5 separate regions of the Homo sapiens genome follow, and regions 1, 2, 3 and 5 are each linked to region 4. The links are chromatin loops, found by intact Hi-C in ENCODE. Cell type or tissue: IMR-90. All regions are shown on one strand. Links, peaks and the distances in the headings refer to the core of each region. The heading gives the core; the rest is flanking DNA. Region 1 overlaps PDE7B (phosphodiesterase 7B). Region 2 holds the start of PDE7B (phosphodiesterase 7B). Region 3 has its middle 27 kb from the start of BCLAF1. Region 4 overlaps AHI1-DT (AHI1 divergent transcript). Region 5 overlaps AHI1 (Abelson helper integration site 1).

Region 1 (5,000 bases), core at 1-5,000, 500 kb before region 4:
TTTAGTTACTAGCACAGCAAAAATATGTGTGCTATAAATGTAAAATGTTAAGTAACTACAGGTAAAGATAGCAAAGAGGAGGGAATAGATTACCACTGGGGGAGACGGGAGGCCGCTGGAGATCAGGAAAGGCATTTTAAAGAGAGAGATGCTTGACCTGGGCTTTGTTGTTTGAATAGAAAATTTTCAGTTGACTGAGCCAAGGAAGAAACATTTCAAGCATAAAGCAAGGCTCACCTGATGCATAGTCAGTTGCTTAAAAGGATTATGAAAGTATAAATTGAGGAGACTGAGGCAAGGATGAAATGACAGAGAGAGAGAGCGAGGGAGCACCGTGTCTTGCTGTTTTTTGAAGAGCTGTCTATCATAAACCTCTGCCTCTGTGCAGGAACTGAAAACAGCTTAAATCACCACTTTCTAAAAACAAACAAAAAAATGCCAGAAGTTTTGAAATAGTCTGTAAGTGTTCCTGAGGGCCCCATTGTTGTGCTGCTGTGGTGAAAATGATGCAGCTGAAGACACCTGATGCTCAGAGGAAATGCAGCATCAGGAATAGGATGAGTAAGGAAGAAGGTAAGAGACAGTTTGGAAAGTGAAGCCACTCATCTTTGGGGTTGCATCCTATGACCTGCTGCTGCATAGATGGATGATGATGAAAAGGTTTTATGCCCATTCCAGTAAGGATGAGCCCTCATCTCCCTGAGAGTGAGGAGGCACAGGAGGAAGAACAGGAGGCAAACACACATCCTTTGGAAAGGTGTTATAAAGCCTGTCTCCACACAGGCAGGCAACCTCAACAGCAGACCAGGGTGCAGCTTCCCTGGGAATCCAAGTGGCTTCAGAGACAGTTTCCACTGAATGTGAGGCAGTGGTAGAGAGGTATAGTAAGACTCAACAAGCTCTGCTTCATCATGTCCAGAAAAGTGTGCCTTTTAAGTAATAAGAAGCTACAGGAGTTCTGCTTTTTCTCCAGAGTATTGCTTTTTCAGGAATTAGATGTTCACTAATATAGAACATAAATAATAATGTACACCTATCTCCACAGACATGCTAACAACTATTGAATTAGATAGTTTTATCAAAGGGTGCAGTTTGTAATATGAATTTTAATCATTTAATTGACTGAAACAAACCTAAAGTGCTAAGAGTTGAAGTGTCAGAGTAAAATTTTCTGCCCAGGTGGGTTTTTCCATTTTTCTTACCCTACTCACATGCAACACTGGTTTAGCGTTACCTCATTTCATCTGACCAAGACCCATCTCCCTGGGCATCCTTCTCCCAATTGCCACATAAACCTCAGTTTTATTCGTTTCCCTCACTTTCCTATGTACTCAAGGACTCATTGTTTACTGGAGACCAACCCTGTTTTTTTCTCCCTTTTAAATCTTTTCTTTTCCCAGAGTATTAACTTCTTAATAATATTCTTTACAGATTATTAAGTCATAACTTAAAAAAAGTTCCTGGCATAAATCATTAAAATCAAAACTAGCCAGATTTTTATTTCCTACTCTGTTTCCACGAGAAAGGGAGAGGTAATTTTTGATGTATCTTTTCCATCTACCCCATCCCTCACCGCCAATGGCACGCCAGGATTCCACTGCATAGGCCTAGCCAAGACTTCAGATGCATAAACACACACTCATGTTCTTTCTTCTGAAGTGAACCCACCACTTTCCAAATATCTAGCAACATATTCCTCAAAGAAAGAGAGTGCCCTGTAGTCAGCTGTGGCTTTCTTAGTTTACGAAGCCCCTTGGGATCCTTCCCAGGCATGCTGGGTGTCTTGGTGGTGGTTGTATCCACTGTCAGAAACACAGTGAAGTTCTCCACAACCGTCCCAAACACAGCACATTCTTATGACAAGACAAAGTCCCTGGGAATCATTATTTCCACATTTGTGAGTGAGTTGATATCAATAAAGGTGTTTATATTGCTGACATTTGCCAAAGGGGAAACCAAGTCAAGAAAGTTTACCAACTTGCCCAGGACATAAAAAGCTTGCATGCCAAACTCAGTGCTGGGAACATAATACATGCTGTAAATGGCATAGTTAAAAATTGGAAAATGTATTTTACTTTATAGAAAGAATGATAAAAAGCCACCCAAGGAGAATATTCTCCTAGGGATATCTCTAACTTGTTGACAAGAAATGTTAGAGTCAGGATGGCCATTAAAGAGCATCCAATTCCACCCCCTCCTTGGTGGGGACTGAAACTCAGGAAATTTGGCTTGTGCAAGCCCAAAGGGCAAGCATTTGTCAAGCTGAGTCCAGGACCCAGGTTTCTTGATTTCCAGTCAAATGCTCCTCCTACTAAATCACTCTTAATTTCAAGATGCATTTCTATCATACAGCAGACATTTGGAAGTCACAGCCCTCAGACCTGATGCTACACAGTTCATTTTCCTCCCTATGGCTTGGACTCTACAAAGAAAGGGAGTTAGTTATCAGACTTGGTCCTGTGACCTATTACACCCCATGGTCAATTTACCTGGAAAGCTGCGGAGAGCATCTTCATTGTCCAGAATGCCTCTCTGTTTGGTCGCCTGCAGCTCACTTTTGGATTTCCAAACCAGCTTTACCATCCTGATCATCTCTGGCAAGTCCCAGGGCAGCGGCCCCTGCTGGCACCCCGGCCGGCTTCCCGGGGAGGAGGGCAGCACACCTTCTGGGCCTGTCCACCTCCTGCCTAGCTCTGCTGGGTGGAAATATCGCTCTAGCACAGGCATTCTGTCTTGTGCCCCAGAAGAGGAGGTAGTGGTGGTGGTGGTGCTGCTGCTGCTGCTGCTGTTGCTGCTGCTGCTGTTTCTGCTTCTGCTGCTGCTGCTGCTGCTACCACAGGGGAAATTCTTCCCAGGCAGGGAAAAGCGAACCCCCGTAAGATCCTCTCCAGCTTCGGAAAGACAAGCCTCCTCCAGCCTGGCACAACCTCCCTGTCTCTTCAGGCCCTCCACAAACACTGCCGACGAGAGCGATTCACTTCCCTAGGTTTCTCTCTGGTGAGAAACTGTTACTGTACTCCTTCCTTAGAGATAGAATGCATTTTTTTTCCCCTCCTCTCTCTGGCACTGAGTTCACAGCACTTAATTAATCCCAGGCTACAGCTGGAACGACAGCAGGGAGAAAAAAAAAAGCCATCGAGGTTCTAGCATTTGCTTTTCCTCTTCTTTCTTCTGATTTATTTGTTCTCAATTCTCTTTTGGTGCTTGTCAAAGTTTGTTGACTCTTAGCTCTTTGTCGGCTTAGCTCTTAAGGACTTCAGGCAAAGAAGCGGGGCTTCCCCTTTGCTAACCTCACAGAGGGGCTCCCCCCTTGCTGGAGGCCAGTTATCTGGAGGTGTCAGGTGAGGAGTCACCCCTGTGGTACAGGCTCAGGCCTGCAAGCCCCAAGGAGTTCTCAAAAAAACAGAGGAAGCTGAGAGTCTGCAGAGCCAATCTGCAGCTGCTTCTCTCTGGAGGGCCTGATGGGGGTTGGGGGGCACCTTGCCCAGTCACCAAGACCAGTGCTGGGATGGGCTTGGTTGATCCTCAGTGCCTCAGTTTGATCACTCTCGCTCCTTCTCCACATCCCTCCCCCTTGTGTCATTTGGTTCTCGGCAAACCTATCTGGGTTATGACCTATTAGTCAAATCCCTTCATAACCTCAGCTGCCCTTCAGCTGGAAGGGAAATAACATTGAATCACATTCCACAGTTAACTCCGAAAGATGCGAATTCGGGAAGCATCAAGATCCTCATGCGTATGGGCAGTGGCCTGCATAGCCTGGATATGTGGCTCAGGCTCATTCAAAACCCATTTTCAAAGGAACAAGCATTTTAAAGGATGTTCACAGGGGACATAAATGGCAATGAAAGAAAGAAAAGAATGTTAACAATTCACCTTCTGGAGGGAGAGCACTGTTGATTTATTATGTGGGCCACTGACTACTGTGTCCCCGACCTGAGAGTGGTTGAATCGAGGGCAACATCAACTGTGGGCCATGCCTCTTGTTCCTAGTCTCAGAGATGGAGGCGCTAACCCTGAAAGTAAGAACCAATTCAACAAAAGGCGATGCCCCCTGTAGCTTATGTGAAAGGCCTTGGACAGAAACGAAAGTAGGGTAGTTTTGTATTTGGCACTTTTGCCAGCAAATTGGGTTTGTAGGAACAATTTGAACTTGCACATTCAAGTGAATAGCCCCTGTTTTCTTGGAGAACATTGTAACAATCCCATCTTCCTCTCTTCACGTCTCCACATTGCAAAGTGCTTTATTTTGCTTGGCATGCCATTTTGCTGGTGTATAATCTGTTGCTTCTGCTCTACATTCCTTTCAAGGCTGGTTTATCACACAATTATTTGATATTTCTTCATGGGAGAGAGGAGGAAACTTGGGGAAGAGGAGAAAGATCGTTGTAGAGTGTGTTTTATTTTCATTACTCCCACCTCATTTCTTTTTAAAGTTGAAACCAGCAAAGACAACTGTAATTTTATTGTTGTTTTATTATTTCTCTAAATCCATGGTTAATAAGTTTAGTTTTCCATACTGGATTAAGTGAATTTTCTTTTTTCTGGATGGAAAAGCATACTGGCAAACCTACTCTCCTTCCTAACAGGTGAAGAAGGGGCAAGAGGGTATAAAACAATAATAAAGACATTGAAGACACTGCTTTTGGTGAATTTTGTTATGAAAATATTGATCTAGCAGCTCTTTCTATAACAACCAGATATACATACAACACAATTAGGGAATAATCAGCGGTCTACTTGATTAGAAAGATGTGCCCTTCCTTTTTCCCTCTCTGATAAGAGATGAAAGGATTTCACCATCAGTTCAACACTTCCACCACTTTGACAGCCCGTCCAGTCCTTATCTTACCCTTCCATCAGGCTGGGGGCATCAAGACTCTCTAGGATTGAGATGATTTTATTTAATAATCACATGTAGACTGTTTGCTTTATTATCATATTTCCTGAATAATGTCTTAAACTCACTCCTCAGTCACAAACTTCCTTGACATAACAAC
Region 2 (6,342 bases), core at 1-5,000, 320 kb before region 4:
CCTTAAATTTGACACTTCTCTTTAATATAAACAAAGCCCTTTTAGTATTCTTTGGGATTAGCTTACCACTTAATAAATTCCTTCCAACACTATCTTCTGTGAGTCAACAAACAGCTTCCTCCTGTGATTTGGGCCTGGCTAACAACAAGTTAGACTTCAGACGAATAATTACTAGGCTGAGGCATTTTCCAGGTGGTACATTCCCACTTTGAGGAAACTTGGTCATTTTACTTTTGCATTTAAGATGTCCTTAGGCTGAAAATAAAGTGTCAGTGTTTGAAATGTCCTTCTCTGTATCATTGACTTGATTTTTAGATAATATTTCAGGCTGGACTGACACCAAAAGTGCTTTTCAAAAACACATGAAAAGACCAAAATTATTTAAATAATTTACAATATATGAAAGGTAGTAAATTCTAGGCAAACATTTTAACTAGGTTTTTATGGAGAACTGACAGTGAGTAGCTTTGTGCTGAACCCTGTGTAAGGCATTAAATGATGCACTCGTGTAATTATTTTCCCTAAATTAATGCCTGTCCCTGACACATCTTAGACTTTTCCACCCTTGCCCTAAATAACTTAATTAAAAAAAAAAATTCTCCCAGCTAATTTGCTGACATATAGTCACCACTGATTTTGTCACATGTTGTTCAAGAGAGTGAGTACATTCTGAAATTAGACAGCTTACAGTGTCAGGTAAAAATTCTTACAAGGCAGAGACAGTTTTTGGAGTTGCAACTAGTTAACTGTGGGCTTCTACTTGAGACAAAAGTGACTTCATTTTATTGGAGAAAATGTCAATCAAGACGTAACTACTGACACCTGTCTTTGTTTCACCAGCCAGTAATAAAAGATAAAGCAGAGGAAATGGAGGAGCTGCAGTTATGCGTTTGCAACACACAAAGTCCTTGTTTTCCCACTAGGCGCTGCAGAAAAGCAATTGTCCATTCACGGCACATCCTCTGCATTTCAGAGCTAATATTTTTGCAGTTCTTAACTTAGTACATTCCAGTCTTATGCAGTTAATTTTTTTAACCCTTTGAAATACACCTCATGTTTGAAATCGTGCTTAATATTACTGCTAACATGACCCAGTTTTAAAGCTTTCAGGTTCTCAATGTTGAGAATAGAAACTTTAAGAAAATCGGTTAGAAATTTTGGAACAGGGTAAGGATTTCAAATAATCCTGTCTTATTTGCTATTGCATAACTTTGAGAAGGGTAATAGGGAAATCCATGGTAACCATATATTACTTAAATTGCTGTTACAAAAACCGACTCTTTGGATAGGAATGATTTTTAGCAGGGATCCTCCTTAAGACATAATAATGTGCCACTGAAAACAACATTAGCCCTGTATTGAATTGCCAATCTTCCTGCAGCATTTAGTGTGTTTACTGTATATGAATGCCTATGCCTGTCTCTGGTGCAAAGAGGTTTACTCTTATTGCAATAGTCACTCTGGCTAGAGCACATGAAGAACAGAATTTTTAAATGATTAATTAGTCCCCAGGCTCAATCACTTAAGCCCCTAATTGAATATCTGACTCCATTTTCAACTATTGTAGGAAAAGATAATTAGCAAATTTGCAGTGGTAATAAAGAAGTTTTACTTTCCTTTATAAATAATAATATCTAAATTTCTGGTCATGTAACTTAGTACTTGCATCTCTCCTGGACTTCTGAATCCAAAACATTTTTTGAAAAATGCAACAAGGTGATGAAGGATTTTTCTTCAGAGCTCATTTTTTGGACATCTTCTATTGATTTTTTTCTACCTTCAGTCTCACTATCAGCTTCTTCCCTTCTTGCCACTAATTTCTTCATCTTGAAGTCTGCTATCAACCAACATGAAAAACTCAAGAAAAAAACTAATTTCCTTCTTCCCTGTTCCACAAACCTTACCAATCCCTTTACCAGCATTTTCCTATCCTGTCCCACCAAAAATGAAAATTACCCAACTCCAAGATTTATGTTGGAGAAAAAAAATATTGCATTCTTTATTTTTTTTTTTAAAGACCACCTCAGTGTGGGCTCAAAGTGCAGTGAAAATGCCGGAGTCTCATTACACTGGTTGGAATGAAACCCTGCTGCCCTTAAACGGTTAATTCAGGGTAAGTGATAATGTTTAGTCAGTTCGCCTAGAAAAAGGAAGGAAATTCAAAAGCTGGTTGCTGTAGTAACAATCACAGACAAAAAACATATATATGTACAGGTTCATTTTAAATAAAAATCCTGCCATCTCTCTGTGACTCTATTCTCTCAAGAAAACTGAGCTTGCCGCTTAAATTTGTTGTACATACCTCAACCATTAAACAAGACATTTAACCATAGTGGCAGTTCTGTGACCTTTGAATGCCGTGAAATCTCTGAGCGGTGCTGCTTGTTCATGAAGACTTGTGCTGCAGAATCCAGCAACTTCATCCAGGATTAGGAATATAATTAAGTAACAAAAAAAAAAAAAGAAAAAAAAGGAAAAGAAATAAAGAAACACAAAAGCACACAAGGAGATCGAGAAAGAAGGAAGGTAGAAAGAGAGACTCTCCCTGGGTGAGTAACACCACTTTTCTCCCAGACAAGTGCTGGGACAGAGCCGAGCCTGCTGCAGTGCCCAGACCAACTGACTGGCTGGGTGAGCAGCCGCCGGCCTGCTAGGCTGGGAGGTGCTGTCAGTTGCCACAGGCAAGGAAAAGCAGAGACCAATCGGCTTCAACTCTGGCAGCTTACTGGAGTGGAGCCTTTTCTGTTTATGTTTCCTCATTTCAAGAGTGACGTCAAAGGGTTTAGTTTTTCCTCTGCATGTGCTATTAATTTTAAAGTACTGTACTATGGGAAGAATGTGTGTGTGCCTGTGGTCAGCCTGGGCACCCCACTCTCAGGAGAGCCCAAGAAACATTTTCTATATTCGGGAATACATTTAAAGAATTTAAAATACCTTGTGGTGAGGTGTATAAAAACAAAAGCAAAACAAAACAAAAATTAAATATAAAACCCTGAGCTAAATCATAGCAGCAAGATGTAGATTTTTTCCATCTGTGAGTGTATGTGCTCCATGCTCACTTGGCAGCTGTTGCTTATTTTTTTTTACCTAATTCATTTTTACTCTTACCTAAAAATGAGTTGTTAATTAAACTTGATAGCCATAGAGGCAGAATCGTACAAATGCACTGGTGAACAAAATGATGTGCAATGAAACATAGAACTCCTGTGTCAGTTTGTGCCATGGGTCCCTGCGTTTCCTCCAGCTTCCGTGGTGAAGCCTCAGGCTTGTTCCTGCCAGGGAGATGCCTCCTGATGCCAGCAGGAGTCATTCAAGAAGCAAGGCTATGGTGATGCCATGCAGGTGTGCCTGGGGCCTCAGCTTGTTCTTTCCCAAAGAGTATGAAGGTCCAGTTATTTAGGGATACTTCCTTTACCAGGGACCCCAGCTTATCCCTGGGTTACACTTCCCACTCTGGAAAAATCCCCATAGTTGCCATCTGTTGTTTCTGCCTCCCCCACATCCTCCTCCTTTTCCCCATCCCCATCCTAAATTCTGCTAACAGACCTTTTTTGGGTGGGCGGTGGGCGGAACTTTCCTTCCTCTATCTTCTATGGATTGCATGGACTTTGCCCCCAGCCCCATTCCCACGACAGAGCCACAAGGGGGCATGGGACCCACAGGGGCCAATCAGATTTCTCCATTGCTCCGAGGCAGACTATGTTTTAGGGGTGGGCGCAACACTAAAGAATGTCCACATTCCTTTTTCAAATACTAATATTGTTTCTTTGAGAAAGAAAGTATTTATGTATCCCTAAGAGCCTAGGCGCTAGGATTAAGCATCCCTGTAGTTGTTGGGGTTTATCTTTGGTGTTGAAGCTACAATAGTGAACAAAACAGATGGTTCTTTGCCCCCATGGAGTCTACATTTTGGAGAAGCAGGGAAATTGTCAAAGAAAAATAAGTAAACGTATAATGTCAGTTGGCAATGAGGGCTTCAAAATAAGGTAAGGAGAATGAGGTGTGTGTGTACACGTGCATGTGTGTGTGTGTGGTGTGTGTGCTATTTTAGGAAAGATGATCAGGGCAGCCCTCTGATAAAGCAACTTGGAGCGGAGGCCCGAATGATGGGACATAGCAGGTACTGTGTGCCTCTACCTTCCATGCAGATGAAGCCATGGAAAGGTCCCACAACACATGAGTGCTTGGCAGAGCCAAGGAACAGGAAGGGAAATAGAGTGGCTGGAAGAGAATGAGCAAAGGGAAGAAATAAGTTTCAGAAGGTATGTCTGGGACAAGATCAGGACATGTCTTACAGGCCATGCACACGACTTAGATTTTATTCCAAGGTGAAAACCTACCTATCAGAGTGTTTTGAACTGAGGAATGTCTATGATTCGACACGAATTCTGAAGAGATTTCTCTCTTTTCTCTGTGGAAGATAGACTCCTAGGGAGCAAGAGTAGAAGCAGAGAGACCAATAAATGAGGCCACTGTGCTAACCTAAGTGAGAGCACATCATGGCTCGGACTTGGGTGAGAGCAGTGGAGAAGGTGGGAGGGCCAGATTTTGGAAGGGGGCCTGTGTATTTGCAGAGAGCGTTGGCAGTATTTGAAGATGAGAGGTGTGAGAAAAAGAGAGGAATCAAGAGTAATTTCCAGGTTCCTGGCTTGGGCAAACTGGACTAGAGTTGCCATTTACTGACATGGGGAAGACTGGGAGAAGAGCCTGGTTTTGAGGTGAAATAAATAACAGTTCTGGACCTTCACTGAACAGCAACAGATATTTGATTGTGTACTCTGTACCAGGCACTGTTCTAGGTGCTGGGGAGAATGCAGTGAAAACATATAACACACATACACACCCTCCAACACGTAATTCTTTGACCCCACGAAACTTAGATTCTTCTGAAAGGAGAATGGCCATAACAACAAATAAAAAATTTATATAGGATATCGGGTGGTAATACTGTTGTGAAGAAGAAACAGGAGAGGGAAGGGTCACTAGTCAGATAGAGGCTTGCAATTTTAAAGTGAGTATGCAGAGAAGGTGCCACTGCAAAGATGATGTTGGACACAAAGGGGAAGTTGATGAGGGAGGCATAGGGAGAGCATTTTAAACAAGAGGACATTAAGTGCAAGGCTCTGGGGACTGGAGTATTTGGCTGGTAAGTAGTAGGATATGGCAATGGGTGCAGAGGTGACAGATCAAGGAGAGTTTTCTAGGTCATTGTAAGGACTTTGGCTTCCTGTCTGCATGAAACAGGGCTTTAAGGAGAGGAATGAGGCAATCTGACTTACTTTTTGACAGGATCGCTCTGGCTACCATGTGGAGGTCAAGGTAGAAGAGAGTCTAATAAACGATATATTGCAATAAACAAGCCAGACATCCTAGTGGTGTCTACCACGATGCTTTGGTGGAGGTGGCTAGAAGTGGTTTACTTCCAATTATATGTTGGTGTTAAGGACAATAAGACTTGTTAAATGGATTGGGTGCTAAGTACAAAGGAGGGAGATTAGTGAGAGGAGCCAATGACATCTCCAAAATTTGGGGTTCCATCAAGTAGAAGAACAGAGCTAGCACTGACCAAGGGATGGCGGGAGAAGCAGGTTTTGTGGGGAAGATGAAGTTTGATATTGAATTTGTTAACCTTGCCTGTAAGATATCTACATGGAGATGTTGACTAGGCAGTGGAATATATAAGCATGCAGTTTAGGGTACAGTTCTGGGCTGTAGATATAAATTTGGAAGTCATTGTATACCTGTAGAACTTAAAGCCATGAAACTAGATACAATTACCAAGGGAATGAATGCAGATGGAAGAGCTGCAGGCAGTCCACGATTATGCTGTCAAGAATATAAAGAAGGACTAGCAAGGAAGGCTGACAAGGAGCCTCCAGAAAGTATAAGAAAAACCAAGAGAGAATGGTGCCTTAGAAGGTAAATTAACTATTTCAATGATCAGCTGTGTAAAATGACACTTAAATGAAGATTGAAAATTGACCCTTAAACTTAGAATGTGTAATCATTTGTGTCTTTAACAAAAGAAGGTTGAGTGTAGTAGAAAGTTGAAAGGTTAAGAAAAACGAAAGAAGAATTGGGAACAAAGAGTATAGGCAATTATTTCAAGGTGTTTTGCCCCAAAGAGAGCAGAGAAATGGAGCAGTCATTGAAAAGGAATATCAGCATGTTGTACACTGATGGAAAAAATGCAGTTAAGGGGAATAATTGGTGATGCGGAAGAGAGGGAGCAAATTTCTGGGGCACAAATCAAATTTGTGGTAGGCTACATGCCCTCCAGGTAAGTCCACACTCTAATTCCTGGAACGTGGGGACATGTTAATTGCATGGCAAAAGGGACTT
Region 3 (6,484 bases), core at 861-5,860, 780 kb before region 4:
TTTTGTAGCAATGGTGTCTTGCTATGTTGCCCAAGTTGGTCTCAAACTCCTGATTTCAAGCGATCCTCTAGCCTTGGCCTCCCAAAGCACTGGACTTACAGGTGTGAGCCACCGGGCCCAATCAACTTACACATATCTTATATACCGGGAGTGGAACTGCTTGATGACAAGAATACAAATGTTCAAATTTAGTTGACAATGCCAAGGCATTTTCTAAGATATATTTACCAGTTTGTATTCTAACCAGCAGTGATGAGATGTCCTGTTATTCCACATTCCCATCCCAGTCTTATTAAACTTTTTAATTTTGGCCATTTCAGTGGGTCTACAGTGGCATCTCATTGCATTTCCTTGGTTACTGATGACATGGAGCACTTTTTTATTTTTAATTGGCCATTTGGATATTCATGCCTCTTGCTAATTTTTCTTGGTTTTCACCCCACTTTTTTTTTTTTTTTTTTGATATGTAACACATGGCCTTTACAATTTGGCCTTCCAACTTAGATTTCTTTCTTTTCTTTTCTTTTGAGATGGGGTCTTACTCTGTTGCCCAGGCTGGAGTGCAGTAATGTGATCATGACTCACTGCAGCCTCGACCTCCTAGACTCAAATAATCTTTCCACCTCAGCTTTCTGAGTAACTGGGACTACAGGCATGTGCCAGCATGCCTGGCTATTTTTTTTAAAAATTACTTTTTAGACACAGGGTCTTGTTATATCTTCCAGGCTGGCCTTGAACTCCCAGTCTCAAGTGATCCTCCTGCCTCAACCTCCCAAAGTGTTGTGATTACAGATATGAGCCGCTGCACCTGCCCCCAACTTAGATTTCATATAAACAAAATTACTCTGCTTTTCTGTCCTAAACAATAGTGTTGCAACAAACAAATCCCTTCCACAGCTTTTCACTAGGTACTTGAAACAGGATTCCTCTTTGGACATAAGTGGGAAAAAAAAAAAAACTCGATTCAAGCTGGGCGCAGTGGCTCACGCCTGTAATCCCAACATTTTGGGAGGCCGAGGCGGGTGGATCACCTGAGGTTGGGAGTTCGAGAACAGCCCAGCCAACATGGTGAAACCCTGTATCTACTAAAAATACAAAAAAATTAGCCAGGCGTGGTGGCGGGCACCAGTAATCCCAGCTACTCGGGAAGCTGAGGCAGGAGAATCACTTGAACCCCGGGAGGCAGAGGTTGCAGTAAGCTGAGATCACACCAATGCAATCCAGCCTGGGTGACAAGAGCGAGACTCCATCTCAAACAACAACAACAACAACAACAACAACAAAACTCCTCAATTCATGCCCTGGAAAAAATGTTAACCCCCAAAGTTCAAATTCTCATCAAGTTTCAGCGGATTTTCAACACTAGAAACAGATGACTTCACATTTCTACAGAAGTTTCAGTGTTGACCAAGACACATGTTTCTCATTAGACTTTATTTTAATAGTTCTCAAAATTCTGTGGCAGATTTTTTGCCAAGTCGTTTCCACTTATTTATTATTTTGAGACAGGGTCTTGCTCTGTCACCCAGGATGGATTGCAGTAGCACAATCATGGCTCACTGCAGCTTTGACTTCCCTGGGCTCAAGTGATTCTTCTGCCTCGGCCTCCTGAGTAGCTGGGACTACAAGCATGTGCTACCACACCTGACTAATTTTTATGTGTGTGTTTTATGTAGAGATGGGGTCTAGCTATGTTGCCCGGGATGGTTTCAAATTCCTGGGCTCAAGTGATCCGCCTACCTTGGCTTCCCAGAATGCTGGGATTACAGGTGTTAGCCACCATGCCCAACCTAAGTTGTTTCTATTTAAAAGGACTGATTTTAAAAACTAATAACTTAAAACTGACACACACACAAACACGCATACACACACACACATTGTGTGGTGTGTGGTCTACAAAATATTCTTTCTTTCTGAAGGTTTTACAGTGCATTTTTATCACTAACCAGTCTTTTACTATCAAGCTTAAATGGCCTATTGAGACAAACAGTTCTGAGACCATTCTTCCACCACTGATTAAGATTGGGGGCAGGTATGAGGGATACTATTCATTTAGCCTGCTGAGCTTTCCGGGCAGACTCAGTGACTTTGCCAGCTCTGGCAGGCTTCTTGGGCACTGCTTCGATGATACCCACAGCAACTGTGTGTCTCACATCATGAACAGCAAAACAACTCGGAGGAGAATAGTCAGAGAAGCTCTCAGCACACGTGAGCTTGCTAGGAACCACATCAGCGATGGCGCATTAGCTGAGTTCAAGAATTTGGGGCCATCTTCCAGCTTCTTACCAGAACAGCAATCAGTCTCCTTTAAGCTCAGCAAACCTGAGATCGTGCCACTGCACTCCAGCCTGGGTGACAGAGCAAGACTCTGTCTCAAAAAAAAAAAATGGTTTTTACTGTAGATTTTTGTAAATAGCCTTTATCAGATAAAGAAAATTCTTTTCTAGTTCCAGTCTCCTAAGAGTTTCTATGATGAATCGATGGTGCATTATTTTAAGAGCCTGGAAGACACAGGGCTTGTACTCATAAAGATCTATGAAAGTAAAACAGAGGCCTGTGTAAGTATGTGAAAGAAGGTAACTTTTTACTTTGTCCTTAGTTGAAAATGGAATAGACTATAGATCACAAAATATCTATTCTTTTTTTTAGAGACAGGGTCTCACGCTGTTGCCTAGGCTGGAGTGTAGTGGTGCAATCATAGCTCACTGCAACCTTGACTCCTGGGCTGCAGCTAGGACTACCAGTGTGCACCACCACACCCACCTTATTTGTAAATGTTTTGTAGAGGCGGGGTCTTTCTATGCTGCCCAGATTCAAAATATCTATTTAAACTGAACAAGTTGAACAAAAGAGACTCCAGGTACCAGTTATCTGTTTTCCTGTTATAAAAATGACATTAAAAAGAACATAGTGTTTTTTAAAGCCTTCAAACTACAATATCTTGATAGGATTTTGGTTGTTTTTATCCTGATATTAATTTCCAGTAATGAGAATGGTGAAAGGAAATTAGAAAGCTAACCATGGCAAACAACAACACTACCATGTCTCCAAATCTCCAGAAGGTGGAGGCAGTGAGCCACTGAGATTTCAGACCAACAGGTTTTTCTGCCTTCAAAGGCCAGTAACCAACCTGAGTTGTGCGGAGAAGTTGGCCTATCTAGCCATTTTATCCTCTTTCAATTATTTAACGTGTAGCGCTCCCAGGCAGAAATAGTCCTCACTAAAGCAGTGTTTTGTAAGGGTGCTTCTTCCCTGGTTTTGATCTCAGTGGTCTACAATGCTTGGATACGGTCCACTCCATCCATGTAAATATAACAATATCTGCCGGGCATGTTGGCTCACACTTGTAATCCCAGCACTTTGGGAGGCTGAGGCAGGTGGATCATGAGGTCAGGAGTTTGAGACCAGCCTGGCCAATATGGTGAAACCCCGTCTCTACTAAAGTTACAAAAATTAGCCGGGCGTGGTGGTGCGCGCCTCTAGTCCCAGCTACTCAGGAGGCTGAGGCAGAAGAATCACTTGAACCTGGGAGGCGGAGGTTGCAGTCAGCCGAGATCATGCCACTGCATTCCAGCCTGGGCGACAGAGTGAGACTCCGTCTCCAAAATAAATAAATAAATAAATAAATAAATAAAAATATCTGGAAGGGCTCTTCACTTTGGACGAATGGCAACAGGCTTTATTGGAAACAACTAACCTCACACCATTGAATGAGTGAGTAAACGTGTAAGTGTATTGCTATACAATTGCCTCAGTCTGCTCAGGCTGCCATTACAGAATGCTATGGACTGGGTGGTTTAAATAATAGAAATTTATTTTCTCACAGTTCTGGAGGCTGGGAAGGCCAAGATCAAGGTGCCAACTGATTCAGTTCCTGATGAGGGCTCTCTTCCGGGCTTGCAGATGGCCCCCTTCTCACTGTGTCCTCACATGTTAGAGAGTGAAAGACAGTAAGCGCTCTGTGTTGTTTCTTATAAGGGTACCAATCCCATCATTAGTGCCACACCCTCATGACCCCATCTAACCCTAATTACCTCTCAAAGGCCCCATCTCAAAATACCCTCACATCAGGGTTTGGGGCTTCAACTTATGAATTTGGAGAGGGGAGCATAAGTGTTCAGTCTATAAAACAACAACTAACTGAAAAGATGTATATTGGGTTGCTCAGGAAGGAGCTGGCAAAGCTCTTAGCTCTACTGAAGAGAATTGATGTATTTCTGGTCCAGTGGGGATTCTTTTCTTCCCTGATTCGCTGCTGTGCATCTATCTGAGCCTTTTTCTGTCCTCTGCCATCTGTCCTGAACCTGGAGAATTCCTTTATCAAGTTTCTTATCCCTTATAACAAAAAGTTTTTAATCTTCCTTCTACCTAGTCTCAGATATCACTTTAAAGTAGAATTTTAATCACACTGTGGCTAAGTGGGTTTACTTATTCCAGAAACTTTGCAAAATCCAAACCACCTACTTTTCTTGTTTTTCTTGGTCAATAACTTTTATAGCTGTTGTTATGGCTCATTTTTCACGGGCTATCAAAGTTCACTTAATTATAATCCTTGGTCATGACTCATTTTTTTTTTTTCAGATGGAGTCTCGCTATATGGCCCAGGCTGGAGTGCAGTGGCGTGATCTCAGCTTCACTGCAACCGCTGCCTCCTGGGTTCAAGTGATTCTCCTGCCTCAGCCTCCCAAGTAGCTAGGATTACAGGTATGTGCCACCACCCTCAGCTAATTTTTGTATTTTTAGTAGAGATAGGGGTTTCACCATGTTGGCCAGGCTGGTCTCGAACTCCTGGCCTCAACTGATCTGCTCACCTCGGCCTCCCAAAGTGCTGGAATTGCAGGTGTGAGCCACTGCGCCCGGCCAACTCACTCTTATCATTGGCTTATGAATGTCCATTTCTTCCCCTCTCTCTCTCCTCATCGTTGTATTATTATTATATAATAAGCAACCATGAATCCATCTCTCATTATAAACACTAAGACTTTGACAATATCTTACATTTACTTATGTTCTTTCCTCTTCTCTTTTCTTGCCTTCCTGAGGTACTACAATCCAAAGACCAGCATTCATCAATCTGTTGCTTTCTTTCTATGCAGTTTCTTCACTCAACTATATGAATTTCTAAAAAACATACTTTTCCATTTTATGAAAAGGATAGTATGCTTTATGTAAATATGCTGAGACTTTTTTAACTTCATATTGGTAAGATTCATCCATATTGTTGCATGTTGCTATATTTCATTCATTTTGGTTGCTTTATTCAAGACTGCAGTGAGCTGTGATAGTGCCACACCACTCCAGCCTGGGTGACAGAGACCCTGTCTCTAAAAAATAAATTTAAAAAATTCCCTGTATATGTTTTATGTATGTTTTGCTAGAATTTTTTTCTAGGCTCCTAATAGTCTCTGAAGTATTACAAATGAGGTCTTCTTTCTAATTTCAATCTCTAGTTGTTTGTTGCTGGTGTTTGGAAATGCAACTGTCTTGCTAATTTGCTAACCTTTCCTATTTCGAATATATCACCTGTAAATTCTTTTTTTTTTGGTGGGGGAGGGGAGTAAGGGTAGGATGGAGTCTTGCTCTGTTGCCCAGGCTGGAGTGCAGTGGCACCATCATAGCTCATTGTAGCCTCAAACTCCTGGGCTCAAGAGATCCTCCTACCTCAACCTCCCCAGTAGTTGGGACTACAGGCGTGAACCATCGCATTTGGTTAATTTTTAAGTTTTTTGTAGAGACGAGGTCTTGCTATGTTTCCCAGGTTTGTCTCAAACTCCAGGACTCAAGTGATCCTCCTTGATCCACCTGGATCCACCTCCAGGTCTCAAGTGATACTCTTGAAGTATTAGGGTTACAGGAGTGAGCCACCATACCTGGCCTATAAATTATCTTATTTGTTCTGTGTAAATAATAATGCCGTCTATAAATAAAATGGTTTATCTTTATGATTCTAATTTTTTATTGCTATTGAGGAGTGGTAAGAGTGAACATCTCGTTTCATTTTTGCTTTAAAGAAGATATTTCTGGTGTTTTCCCATACAGAATGATGTTTGCTTAAAAGCTTTTTATAGACATTTTTATGAGGTTAAGGAAACTGGCTATATTTTTGATTTGTTAAAAGTTTGTATTATGAATTTATATTGGATTTTATCAGCATAAACTTGAGATCATCACAAATCTTCTCTTTTCTTAATCTGCTATTATGGTGAATTATATCTATAGTTTTTCTGATATTAAACTAACATATGGATGCCTGAGATAAACCCAATTGGGCAAGGGTATCACCTTCCCTGTGCATTGTTGAATTTAATTTCCTTTTTTTTTAAGGATTCTTGAATCTACATTTATGAGTAAAATGAGCCTATAGCTTTTTACTCTGATAATGTCTTTTCCTGGTTTGGTAACAAAGTTATGCTAACCTTTAAAAAGGACTGGGATGTATTCCCCTTTATAGTACAGCAATAAATATGTATTTGTGTATTACATA
Region 4 (6,484 bases), core at 632-5,631:
CTGCATCCCACCTCAATTCATTCCCATCTCCATCTGACTGACTTTTGCTCAAGGTAACAAACCTTGATTATGAGATATGACCACCACCTATTTACTCCATAGCATCTCCCACTTCTTCCTATTATAGCACCTATCACACTGTATTATACTGTTTTTCATCAAGTCTATGCCACCATCAATTATAAAACACACTATTAGTTTATGTAACATCAAGGAACAAAAAAAGCTGCCAGTAAAATTATTACACAGCCTTATCACTTAGAATTTTTATTTTATATGTATTGAAAGGGTTCTTTTAGTGTGATTCTGAGACATATCAAAGAGCCCATGGTTTGTTAGCATTTTTTATTCAATAAACTGATCGTTTTCATTTTTCTTCAATCAAAATACATGTCACACGAAGTTAGGCAACTGCTGTTCAAACTCAGCAGGAAGTTTCTGATATTGAAGTTTGACACCTTAATGATAGTCCTGCATGAGTGAATTGGTCACATCAACTCCTTGTTGTTTTGAAATTTCTTTCATCTCTTCAAAGGCAATTTTTCCTGACTTTCATTGAATTGCTTGGCATGTGACATAATTATTTATCAGACTTTTATGTCATATGAACCATTTACGGACTTTAAAATGAAGATTCTGATTTTGTAAGTCTGGTGTGGCGCCTGAGATGCTCCAAATCTAACAACTTCTCAGGTAATGTTGATGCAGAGACTGTACCTGATCCAGAGACCACACTTGGTTGTAGCAAGGTGATAGACAATCCTTTGACACATAGCATAGTCACCACATTTTACACAACTTATTCAACATGTATTTTCCTTTCTTAGAACCCATAATTATTATTTTATTATGGGTTTGCAAGAAAATAAGAAATGAGAATCATCCTTCCAATGGTAAATATTTACCTCAGTGACATTAAATATACATCCCACTGCACTGTTTCTAGCCCTTCTTGCACATACCACAATTTTTTTTCTAATACTGAATTATAAGGTAACATTTAAAGCATTTTAAATGGCAATTCACTCAACTCATGCATTATCAACAGTGCACATACCTCAATGAAGGGAAGACAAGATCAACAGCTATGACCAAGTTTGCACCCACACAAACCAAGACTGCTTATGACAGCAGCCTAGACATGGCATTTGCAAGATACCATCAATTGTAAGATGCAACCTGATTTCCAAGAGGTAAGACAGCTGGGGGTGGGGGTGCTATGCATGCCTTAGTACTGATGCAATACTGTAGTTGTCTGTGTTCTTATCTCTTTTCTTCAACTGTATTGTGAGTTACCTGAGTGCATGGACTAGAAAAGCCTTTGTCCTAAATACAGAACACAGTGTCAGGCACAAGGTAAGTATGTGGGTTGCAAATGCCAGCTTAATACTCTTCTGACAATGTAGTTTCAGCTGGACTAAAAGTCGGTGACTCACACTTATTCATAACCCATACATATTTGAAATGTTCTCTGGTTGTGCCTACCCAGGGCTTAATGTGAGTAAACGGGAAAACCAATGTGCCTTGTCAGCTAACACAAGCCCAGAGTAGTGGAGTAGGTGGTGGTGGTATTTTAAAAAGACTCATTGTATGATTCTTTGAGATTCTGATTACTATCATTTGCCTTTTGATGCATTGTGACTGGTCTATTCCTACCCTCCTGGCTAGCCTGTTTCATTTTTCCTTCTTTATTGCGATATGGCTCAAGTCAAGTAGAAATTCATTATCTGTATATTATTATTCATTTGGGCCTTCAAGTTCATGAGCATCTCTGATAAAAAGTATATGAGTCTCCTACCTCCAAAAAGACATGAGGAAAGAATTATGTTAGCATTTTACAAAAGCACTTCATGAAATAGTGTGTTCATTAACATAGAGGTTGTAAATATAAAAAATTATTGCTGAGGAAATAATGCAAAAATCTCAGTAACTGTAAACAACTAAATTTTAATTATCTGATATTTAACTCCCAAATCGTAACAGGACAGCTATTCAAATAAGAAAAGCCCTCCACTTAAAGTTATCTCATTAAAATAGAAATGGGCTTTTATAGTCCAAAAGCATAAGAATTTAAGGAAAGTCATTACATTTTAGGACTAGAAGGGATGATTCCAAAATCATCTTGTATAAATCCTTCATGTTCATAGGGTTGAGATCTTTCCAGGTTTTTCCATCCGTATAATTAAAATGTTATTTATAATTTTAACACTCTATATTCATATGAAAACATAAAATTGTTCAAATGCTTGATTCACAATAACACTTCTCTCTTTATATATGATTAAATCACAATATTTTAAGTTAAATATTCCCCGTAGAGAAGGGAAGTGGAAAGATCATTAGAGAAGTCTTTGCCTATAACCTCTGCCCTATGTAATAGAACCTATTAAAAATGTAACATGTGACCCTTGCTAAGAAAATATATAGCCAATAATCTTACTAGTCAAGAATGCTAAAAGTGGCATTGTTTCTTCTGAGATTTGAGAGATGGAGAAATCAAGGTAAGATTCCCTTTTTATATTCAGGCAATATTTTTCTAAGGGGAAGAGAAAATTCTTCTAAGGATGGGCGAAAATATTCTCAAATTTTAAGCCGATTTTTCTCTAAAACACAATTTTAAATGTCTTGTTAAAAAATATTTATGTTTTCTGTGGAGAAAATAGAGATTGTTTCTAAAATATCAGCTTTGTTTTAAACCAAATTCTTTACAGGAATCTGCCTGCTTGAGTCTAAAAATCCTCCAAAGAAATAGATGTAGCAGCAATTTTCCATTAATGAGGGTACCTCTAGCATTTATTTATTAGATCTTCTCTAAGGAGATATTTACTGAGTGCAGGCCTCTTTTAGATGTCTATTCTATCATTCTGGTATGTGCAGAAAACTGGAATGTCAACCCAGGGCCTGAAAAGTGGTAATGTGCCTTTAAAGGGGTCTACATTACAGCTAAAAGAGTTTAGTTATTGAGGTCAGAAGGTGCCTGGTTGTATTTCCTTTTCAAGTATAAATTGTGGTAAGAAATGCTCTGAAGTTCACGTGATGGATTTGAGCAACCCTAGATGGCTACAAACTTCCATAAGTAAGCTGCCTTGCCCATGACTAAGCCCTAATTCTTGACTACCTTCATGTCAAGTTGGAACAGACTGGGAAATAGAAAACCGGGAAACAGAAAATTTTTTGCAATTCCTTTGCAGGAAGGAGAAAAAGTCAGAAAAATCACACATCAAAAAAACCGGAGCTTTAGCGACCTCTTGTGGGATAATTTACTAGCAGCCCATAATAAAACACTTGCAGATTGAAATCTGAGACAGGTTTTCATTGCAGGTGCAGTACTCCTCTGGTGGGCCTACTGAGAGCCAATGGATTGTTACAACCTAGAAATGCTTATACATACATACAGTTATCAATAAAGTGTTGGCCAGATGTGGTGGCTCATGCCTGCAATCGCAGCACTTTAGGAGGCAGAGGCGGGCAGATGGCTTGAGCTCAGAAGTTCAAGATCAGCCTGGGCAAGGTGAAACCCTGTCTCTACTAAAATACAAAAATTAGCACGGTATGGTGGCATACACCTGTAGTCCCAGCTACTTGGGAGGCTGAAGAAAGGGGATCACTTCATCCTGGGGGATAGAGGCTGCCGTGAGCTGTGATCCTGCCACTGCACTCAAGGCTTGGCGACAGTGAGACCTGGTCTCAAAAAATAAATAAATAAAAAATAAATAAAGCATTAATAGTTGCACTGGACTATATGTTCAAGAGAGCCTACCTATATAATAAACACACATCAGAAGTGATTTAAATGAAGAATTAAATATATTAAGACATTTAGAGCCTTTTATCCATAGGATAAGAAGGAACCTTCCAACCACTCATCATATATTTAATGGTCCTCTGCAAGGAATCGAATCACAGGGGAATTTGGGAAGAAATTATGGATTAATCCTACCTAAACTACAGGCATAATGTAAGTGACTCAATAAATGACTTAATGGAAAATAAAAAAAAATCATCTTCATACTTAATAGTTAACATTAATATTGTTAGAGCTATAATGAATAATAAATTGGGACATCTTCTAGCTAGATTCCTAATATATTTACGGTTAATAGGATGAAGAACAAGGGCAGAATTTTTGGCCAAATGGACCAGGGTCCTCGCCACAGTGGTTTAGTGGTTGATGAGTCTACATACCTCAAGAATGACAACTGACTGAGGAGATAAAGTCATTGTGTCATACTTGGAAAAATATTTGAATAAATACTAGAGGAAAAAATAGGGCTGTATTTCACTATCAGATGAGAGGTAAAGTAGTGAGAAGATAATTGAATTATAGCATCAAGCAATCAGATCTACGGTTATAGTGGTTTAAGCATAGTCACTTGGACTTTCATAATGGACATTTCCTCAGAATGTCTTTACTTTCCATATACTCTGGAAGATCATTTTTCATAATTCCAAAGACATGTTCCTCTCAACAGTGTTTTCTTAATAAACAAATTTGTCTGTAATTCTTGTTTAGGAAATCTAATATATAACTAAAGTTCAGATAATTAATTCATTCCTCTTTGTTATTTTTTCTCCTTGAAATCCAGTTATGTAATCAGTCTCATGATTGTGAGTGTATTAGGCTAAAATCCGAAATTTGAGTATTTTAGGAGATAGGCAAATAGACATAAAGGCAATTGAATACACATTGCAAGGCTACAAACCAGGTTATCTAATAATATAGCTCTGTAGATAAATTTTCTTTTGCTTATAGTTGATTCTAAAGTAGATTATTTAAGAGATTGTGCCTTGATTGTAAGTCATAAAATAATATTTTCTGTGTTATAAGAATGGGAAGCTAGGGTCTGGTAATAAATTATGGCTAGGTTTTATAATTAAGATGTCAGAAGAATAATTTGGTAAGTCAGTAATTGCTTTTCTCTTGCTTGGAGCATTTATCTTGGTTTATATATTTTTAATATTCTGATACTGATGCTCATAAATCATTTAAAATAATTTAAAATTTTTAATTATGTAAACTTCCAAAATTAAAAAAAATCAGTAGATTTTACTGCCCAAACCTAATTATATTCATATTTGCATACTACCTTATACCTATTTTTTTTTTATTAGCCCTTATCCAAAGATAGTCTTACATTTTCTTAGCTATAATTATGGAATTAGATGCATGCCACATTGGGCACTTTATTTCTATTTCCTACAGTCTTCATAAGCCTTACTGTAGAGATAAATAATATTTTATTTATCATATTGGTATAACATCACTCATCATTTACTTTATGATCTCATAAGTTATTTGTAATTATTTGCTATTGAATATAATGTTGCAATAAACATCTCCATATAAAAGTTTTAGAGGGGCTTTATTGTTACCAATAATTTGTTCCAAATCTCTTTGAAATAGTGTAAGAGCTGTCAGCGTCACAGCAAAAAAAAGAGATGGCACACTCTGAAGGGTTTTGTCTATTATGATTTCATTTAATAAATGTTCCTAAGGTTTCTAATGTATCCCCAATAGTACTGTACTATTTACACCAGCAAATACTAAATTACTATCTATGTATTTAAGCAGGTATGACCTCCTATTACAATACAGAGACTTCTGTTACCCTTGGTTTCTGGAAAGTAAAAACTCTTAAATCCTGTTTCACACAATATCGCTGGGCCTCAGCAAGTCTCACTCAGGACTCATGGGGGCCCCTTCATTCCTGAACTCAGAGACCTTAACATGCCAAAAAGTCCTGCCCTTCTCAGCAGTTGTCAAATTATGAGAAAGGTTCAAGCCCCAGTGGCATTCATGTTTAACCTCCACACATTTTCTAGGTCCTTTTAATCTCTTTTAGTCTGCACAACTACCCTGTGAGAAATGCATTGCTATCCCTTGAATAGTGCGATATTAAAAATTAGATGTTAAGTAGTTCTCTCGAGGTCACAGCTATGAAGTGGCACAGTCAGGATGTAACCCAAGATCTTTCTCTTTAAAAAGTCATGTTCCTTACACCACTTCACCCTGCTGTGTAACACAGATGTCTAGTAAATCAGCATAAAATGTGTGAAGTTCCAACACAGTGCTGGTATGCATTAGGTGTTCCCCAAATAATTACTTGCCATGATGTTTGTTTTTCTCCAATATGGAATTAACTTTGGTTATATATTCCATTTAACTCTATTCTGTTTAGTTTAACATTTGTTGAATGCCTATGGTGTGCTGGGTAGTATCCCAGGTACCAAGGCTGTAGAATGAGTGAGGCAAGGTGTTGGCCACTGAGGTGCTTCTGGCTACATCTGGGCAACAGGACTGCAATCAATGTGGTAACTGTTGTGAAGAGAAGCATGGGGCACCTGGCAGTGGGCAGCACCTAGCAGTGGGCAGGTGAAGGTATACCCATTAAGGATTCAATCAGGGGAGTGATGTTATGGGATTTGCCTCTTCTTCTTCTTCTTCTTTCTTCTTCTTTTCTTCTTCTTTCTTCTTCTTTCTTCT
Region 5 (6,484 bases), core at 1,375-6,374, 85 kb after region 4:
CAGTTAATGCAGTTTAATATGTAACCAAAAATGATGTAGAACTTATATGTGAAGGGTTAGTGGCGGGTCAGTGGAGTCAGGGAAAGCTTTATGGAATACATGGCTTTTGAGCTGACTAGTTGTTATTATATAATTTTCTTACTGAAAATGATAACAAGGTTTGGAATAAAAGTGATTTCCCCAAAGTTACTCGAATTTTAAGTTAAAAAAAATGCGTTTGCAGATAGTTTGAACCTAGAATACCACATTTCTTTACTCTATCATGTGTTCTGTCTCCATAAGCAAAGGACAATAGAGAAAGCCCCCTTCCAGTGTAAGCTAGATGGAGAAGTTTAGCATGGGAACAGCAGGGGACTTGGCATAACCAGTGCCGAAGATTCATTTTGTAGAATTACTTGTTTTTATGATCCTTGACTTTCAGGTTGTCTATTTGTATTTATGATACAAATATTCCAATATTTACATTTGTGATTATGTTGTGTGTGATTTACATAAAGCTGTTATTGTTGAAAAATTGATATAATTTGTATCTTAAGGAATTTTTTGTCTTCAAACTTTGTCATTTGTTACAATTTTCTTCTGTATTCATTTTAGTATTAAGAGATGAAGAAGGATAGATTGTTGTATTATAAACGCTTTTGGTTGCTTCTTAAGTTTTAATGTAATATGTTATTGCCTATGCAACTGCTTTTTGATCTCAGTTTTTTAAGTGTTGAGGACAACTTGATAATGTCTCACAGTCTTTAAAACCATTATTTTACTCTTAGGTATTTATCTTAAGGAAAAAAATGACAAGTCCGTGAAGATGTGTGTGCAAGGATATTTATTTCAGCACTGTTTATAATAGCAAAAATTTTAGGGAGATAAAATAACCTACATTTAGATCAGTAAGAGATTTGGTTAAATAAGTTATAATTTTTGTTAAATTTATGGTATTTGTGACAGAATAGTAGGCAGTCATTAACATTACGGTATTCATGTGTATGTATTGACATGAAGAGATATTCACTACATACTATATGAAAATAATTTGTGAAATAGCATTATTAGATTTGTAGTTCCACACATATGTTTAGGAATGCACAGAAAAAGATTTGGCCTGCAAACTAGATGTTAATGGTGACCATCTATGGGTCTGGATTACAAGTTGTTTTTACTTTGGATCTATATATTTTTTATATTATGTTTTCACTGAGCATGTATTATATCTGTAAAAAAGATTTAGGTATCCAAAAAGCACAGATGATTGGAGTCTGTATCATTTCTTAAGCAGTCTTCTTTCTATAAAAATCTCATTTTCGCAGCTGAGCTTTTAATAAGCACCAGTAAGTTTGAAGTGATAGCCTTTGATAAATATCTAGAATACGATCTCTGTGGCAGGTTGGTTGCAAATCCATGAGCTTTAATGTCCAGACAGGATAGAGGAATGGAAGAAATCCTCTTGAGAAGCCTAATTATAACATACATCCAAAGAGAAAAACCCCAACTTCAGGAAGGTGATCCAAGACAAAGACCCAGAAATAGGGTTGTGAGTTTTTTAAACAAACAATCCTTTAAAGTCTGCTGTGATACATAAAAAACAATGAAAGCTTAAGAATTCTATGCCTATTATATTTGTACCTAGGTTATATTTGAGGTGATTAACACTTTGCTTTGGATTTGAAATAAATCATAGTATTTATTAATGAAAGATAAAATAGTCAGAAAATGGACCCTCCCTAACTGAATGAGTTAACTTTAAGGTGAATGAAATGAGATAAAAATGTTTTTATTCCCTGTAAAGGTTAATGTTTTTAAGCACTATACAAATGATTTTTTAAAGTTTTAATAATGTACCATTAGAAAATATTAAATTTTAGGTAGCTTAGTCTTCTGTGAATTTATTTGCAGATTCTTGATTTCTTAAGCGTGGATGAAATTAAGAATAATTCTGAGGTTCAAAACCAAGAATGTGGCTTTCGGAAAATTGCCTGGGCATTTCTTAAGGTATGTTTTTCATCCATTTTAAACACTTTAAAACTAGTCTTCAAATTTAGTTGGCTGCTTTCTCCCAAATCAGTTTGGTCTCATATAAGGAATTAGAATCTAAGGTAATGTTGTAGGGATGAAGAGTTACTAATTCAAGCTCAGGTTATGCTCATTCAGATTCTTAAATATTTATTGATGGCCCAGTATGTGCCAGTTACACTATTTGGTTCTGAGGATGTAGCATTAAAAAAGACACAAACAGCCATGCCATTATTTATTCAGTTCAAAAAATATTAAGACTTTTCTATGTGCCAGCTACTGTTGTCAGTGGACAAAGATGACAAATTCCTTGAACTCCTGGACTTCATATTCCAGCAACACAAACATAAAACAATTGATTTCACAATTTATCATTTAATTATAAATTTTTATAAATATCGTAAAGAGGTATAGGATGGATGATGAACTGTGGGGTCAGGGAAAACATTCCTGAGGAAGAGACACATTGCCACCGGTGGGGAAGAAATGGTCTATGGTAGAGGGTACAATATATGCAAAAACCCTGATATTTGAAGGAGCAGGGTTAATTCAGAAAATCAAAAGAAGGCCACCAAGATTGGAGGACAGAGACTAAGGGGAGAAGAATGGTGCATGAAGAGGTTGCTAAGGTCAACGGGATGTTAATTATGATGAGGTCTTCTCAGTCATTATAGCAAGAGGAAGCCATTATAGAATTTAAAGAGCAATGGGAAGCCACTGTGGGATTTTAAACAAAAGAATAAAATAATCTGATTTGTGTTTTAGAAAGATATATACTCTGTTATGTGGAGAACAGATTCTAGAGGGAGCAAATGTAGATACTTGAAAATCACATTAGGAAATTCTTAACAGTAGTCTAGGTAAAAAATGTCTTTGTACATTTGTCTTTGACTAGGTGTCTCTGACTAGGATGTCTTTGACGAGATGTTTCAGCAAAGATGAAAGGCGTAGATTGATGTTTAAAAAAGGATATTTTAATTTTGTAATTATCTTTTCCTTCAAACATCAATTTAAATTATGAAAAGTCTTGAGTAATTATTTTGTACCATCTTATAAAAACATTTTCATTTGTGAATCCATTCATTCAACAAATATGATCTATAAAATGTGAGACAGTCTGCTAAATTCAGTACATTCATAGATAAATTAGACATTGTATATAGCTGCCCTCCAATTTAATTTCTATACAGACCTGTTACCTACATTATTATGTGCTATAGAACAGATGCTGTTAAAATCCAGTTGAGACATTTAATCCATATTGGAGGTTAGAGAGAGATTTTAGAAGTTTTATAGTCAAAGGGCTGAACAGCCACCAGGTTGGCTATGGTGAGTAAGTAATTTGAGAGTGGCCTTAGCAATCACCTGGTCCAGTGTGCTATCGATGATCACCCTTTTATAAATCTGTTAATGCCTTTTTCCATAACACCTTCCATACTGATTTAGAGCAAAGAAAAAAAGCCATTAAAAAAAAAAAGCAAAAAACTCACTTTCACATAGTAAACAGTGCCATCGTGTGGTTTTATTAGAAACTGCATTTCTTTTATGCTAAGATTTGTGCAGACCTGCAGAATTTACTGTAAGTTGCACTTAGGAAGCAGTAACATATTTCAGGGCATTTCTACCTCTAAGTACTATATGGATTTTTATTTATTTATTCATCTTATGCCATTGGCAAAAATGGCAGTCAAGAATTCTTATCCCATCCCCACCCCCCAGAAAGAGTAAGGTATTCTATGTGCTTCACGTCTTCTAACACTTACCTGTCTTCTTCATTAGACTGTAAGCTTTTTAGAGTCACCAATGACTTCTTTTGGGTAAATATGTTGAACATTTTTAGTCCTTATTTTACTAGGTCTTTTTGCATTTAATATGTCACTCTCTTGAAACTCCATGCTATAATATCACCAGCTCCCAGCATATTAATGTCACATAGAAAGTGTTTGGTGAATATATATTGAGGGAATTAATCATTGATGATAGAAAGAGTGGCAAGGATAAAATTCATCTTCAAGAAAGTGGCATGACGGATGCAGTAGCTGACTCCTGTAATCCCAGCACGCTGGGAGGTGAGGTGGGCCGATCACTTGAGGTCAGGAGTTTGAGACCAACCTGGCCAATATGGTGAAACCCTGTCTCTACTAAAAATACAAAAATTTGCCAGATGTGGTGGTGTGCACCTGTAATCCCAGCTACTCGGGAGGCTGAGCGGGGAGGATTGCTTGGACACAGGGAATGGAAGTTGTAGTGACCTGTGATTGTACCACTGCACTCCAGCCTGGGTGACAGAGTGAGACTCCATCTCAAAAAAAAAGGGAAGTGGCATGAAGACAATTAAAATTTAAATCTTTTATTACCTATCCTGTTGGTACGAGGGATGTCTTGGATAATTGTTAAGTTATTACAGTAATTCAAATGAGACTTTATCCTAATTCTCAGCTATGCCTCAGATTCTCAGGTACTTTCAGTTCTTTTAGTACATATATGTGGCTATTCTTTTAAACTAAAAAGTAATAAAGCCTTATTTATCTGAGCTCTACATTATATAATTTATAACCATAATGGCAGGGTCTTGGCTGAATCTTAGTTGTTTACTCAGGCTAAGCAACGTATTAATGTAAACTAAATTGCCTGTTTAAATTAATCTATGGAAAGTATGATTTAGAAGCTGGGGAATATCTTTTTAAAATTACCGTGATAAGCTTTGGGGAGCTGTAGGAGAGTTTATCAAGGGAGTCTCGAGTGCTTATGATTTAATGACTGAACATATCTATTACTCAATTGGGAATGGTTCTTTACCCCTGTGTGTCATTTGACACTAATCACAATGTCACCCGCTCAGCTTATAACCTCCATTGTCTTTACATTCTTTCCTAAAGGGGTAGGGGAAAAGATGGGCTATATTTTGCCATCTCTTTTTCCTTGTTGATGCATCATTCCTTAACTTATCATTCCTGAACAACGTTCTGAATTTTGCCTCTGCCACTAAAGCTTCTCCAACCAAATCACTAGTGATTTCTGTTTGCTAAATATATTGAACATTTTTTAGTTATTTTGTCACATCTATGCATTTAACATATCACACTCTTGAAACTCTGTTACCTTGGTTTTCTTGACACCATCCTCTCCTAATTTTTCTTATACCATTCTTTGAGTTTCCTTCATGGTCTTCTACCTACCTCCTTAATATCAGTCTTACTCATGGTTTCATCTTTAACCCACTTTTCTTGGAACCACTTTTCTCACCTGTGCTTCAGATTTGTAAATTCAGTCACCTGCTGGACATTTCAGCTTGGATGACTTATAGATATGTCAGATTCCTCCAAACTGAGTATCCGTGCTACTCTCTCTGCCACTTCAATTGGTGGTACCACCATCTGTCCACTCTCCCAGATTTACGAACTTAGAGTTACACTGTTTTGGTAGCTACAAGTCACATGGCTGTTTGAATTCAAATTAAATATAATTAAAAATTTACTTTCACATTTGTGCTAGCCATACTTCAAGTGCAGGGTAGCCACATGTGGATTCCGTATTGGTTAGCACAAATTGGTTAGAGTATTCCCATCATTATAGAAAGCTCTCTTGGACAATACTATCTTAGAGCCTTTCTTGCCTCTTTGTTTTTTTTTACTTTCCAAGTTACATAAGTCTACAAGTAACAGTTGTTAAATGTGTTCCCTGCACTCAGTGCCTATTCTTCTAATTTAAGATATTAAGTTACATGAGTCTACAAGTAACAGTTGTTAAATACCTTCCGGGCACTCAGTGCTTATTCTTCTAATTTAAGATACTTCATGTTTTGTGTGAACTGTTGCAAAGGGTTCAAACTATCTTTCTGCTCCTAATTTGCAGAAGACATAAAGGTTAGAAAGACGTTTCATTTCCTATTTTGAGTCATGGTCTAATGAAAGAGAACGTATTCTGAGTTGGTAAGATTTTTATGTTTCTCATAAAAATCTCCATTTAGGGCCAGGCGTGGTGGCTCACAACTGTAATCCCAACACTTTGGGAGGCCGAGGTGGGCAGATCACCTGAGGCCAGGAGTTCAAGACCAGCCTGACCAACATGGCAAAACCTCTGACTATACTAAAAACACAAAAATCAACCAGGTGTGGTGGCATGCACCTGTAATCCTAGCTACTCGGGAGGCTGAGGCACAAGAATCACTTGAACCCAGAGGAGGTGGAAATTGCAGTGAGCCAAGATTTTGCCACTGCACTCCGGCCTGGATAACAGAGCGAGATTCTGCCCAAAAAAAGAGACAAAAACCTCCATTTAGTTAGCTTAAATATAAGTTTTGTTTAATAGGGTTTTAAAAATAGACCTTTGAAAGAAGATATACTAAAATACTGAAAAAAATGTAACGAATGGCTTGAATGAGTTTAATTATCTTGAAATGATTTTAACTTTTTAAAAATTTAAAACATAAAATTTTAACCATTAAAAATACTGATATTAAACAAATGGAAGATTT

What was found. A loop is a pair of places that touch in the nucleus more often than their neighbours do. Peaks named below come from ENCODE experiments on the same cell type or tissue, not always from the same donor. Only the 100,000 strongest peaks of a DNase experiment are listed, where the experiment ranks them.
Region 1: it touches region 4 in a loop (5-fold over the local background); 11 of 110 quality-filtered maps call a loop at or near these places.
Region 2: a loop joins it to region 4, with 5 times the contacts of the local background. A loop is called at or near these places in 6 of 110 quality-filtered maps.
Region 3: it touches region 4 in a loop (9-fold over the local background); 35 of 110 quality-filtered maps call a loop at or near these places.
Region 5: a loop joins it to region 4, with 4 times the contacts of the local background. A loop is called at or near these places in 20 of 110 quality-filtered maps.

Annotation. Positions count from the first base shown.
Region 1 is chr6:136,036,018-136,041,017 of GRCh38, reverse strand. The region is part of intron 2 of PDE7B (phosphodiesterase 7B); the gene reads right to left. Among named protein-coding and RNA genes, the nearest start is that of PDE7B-AS1, 34 kb to the left of the region's middle. RefSeq lists enhancers at 2,213-2,713, 2,714-3,214. In IMR-90, for the core only: a CTCF peak has its summit at 2,633 (motif pointing left); a DNase peak (open chromatin) is centred at 2,987; H3K4me3 peaks cover 3,570 bases; H3K27ac peaks cover 4,226 bases.
Region 2 is chr6:135,847,980-135,854,321 of GRCh38, reverse strand. It overlaps PDE7B (phosphodiesterase 7B), which reads right to left and starts at 2,621. Exons shown (of 13, transcript NM_018945.4): 1 at 2,303-2,621. The coding sequence starts at 2,323. It overlaps LOC101928373 (a long non-coding RNA gene), which reads left to right. Exons shown (of 3, transcript NR_187609.1): 3 at 1-286. RefSeq lists a silencer at 2,597-2,834. In IMR-90, for the core only: no CTCF peak of the experiment used is centred there; a DNase peak (open chromatin) is centred at 2,711; H3K4me3 peaks cover 2,690 bases; H3K27ac peaks cover 2,290 bases.
Region 3 is chr6:136,313,801-136,320,284 of GRCh38, reverse strand. No RefSeq gene overlaps it. Among named protein-coding and RNA genes, the nearest start is that of BCLAF1, 27 kb to the right of the region's middle. In IMR-90, for the core only: a CTCF peak has its summit at 3,060 (motif pointing right); a DNase peak (open chromatin) is centred at 3,074; H3K27me3 peaks cover 419 bases.
Region 4 is chr6:135,532,874-135,539,357 of GRCh38, reverse strand. All of the region lies in intron 2 of AHI1-DT (AHI1 divergent transcript), which reads right to left. Among named protein-coding and RNA genes, the nearest start is that of AHI1-DT, 38 kb to the right of the region's middle. In IMR-90, for the core only: a CTCF peak has its summit at 3,251 (motif pointing left); DNase peaks (open chromatin) are centred at 1,477 and 3,097; H3K27ac peaks cover 1,111 bases.
Region 5 is chr6:135,448,843-135,455,326 of GRCh38, reverse strand. AHI1 (Abelson helper integration site 1) reads left to right here. Exons shown (of 29, transcript NM_001134831.2): 11 at 1,891-1,986. Among named protein-coding and RNA genes, the nearest start is that of AHI1, 46 kb to the left of the region's middle. In IMR-90, for the core only: a CTCF peak has its summit at 3,525 (motif pointing left); no DNase peak of the experiment used is centred there.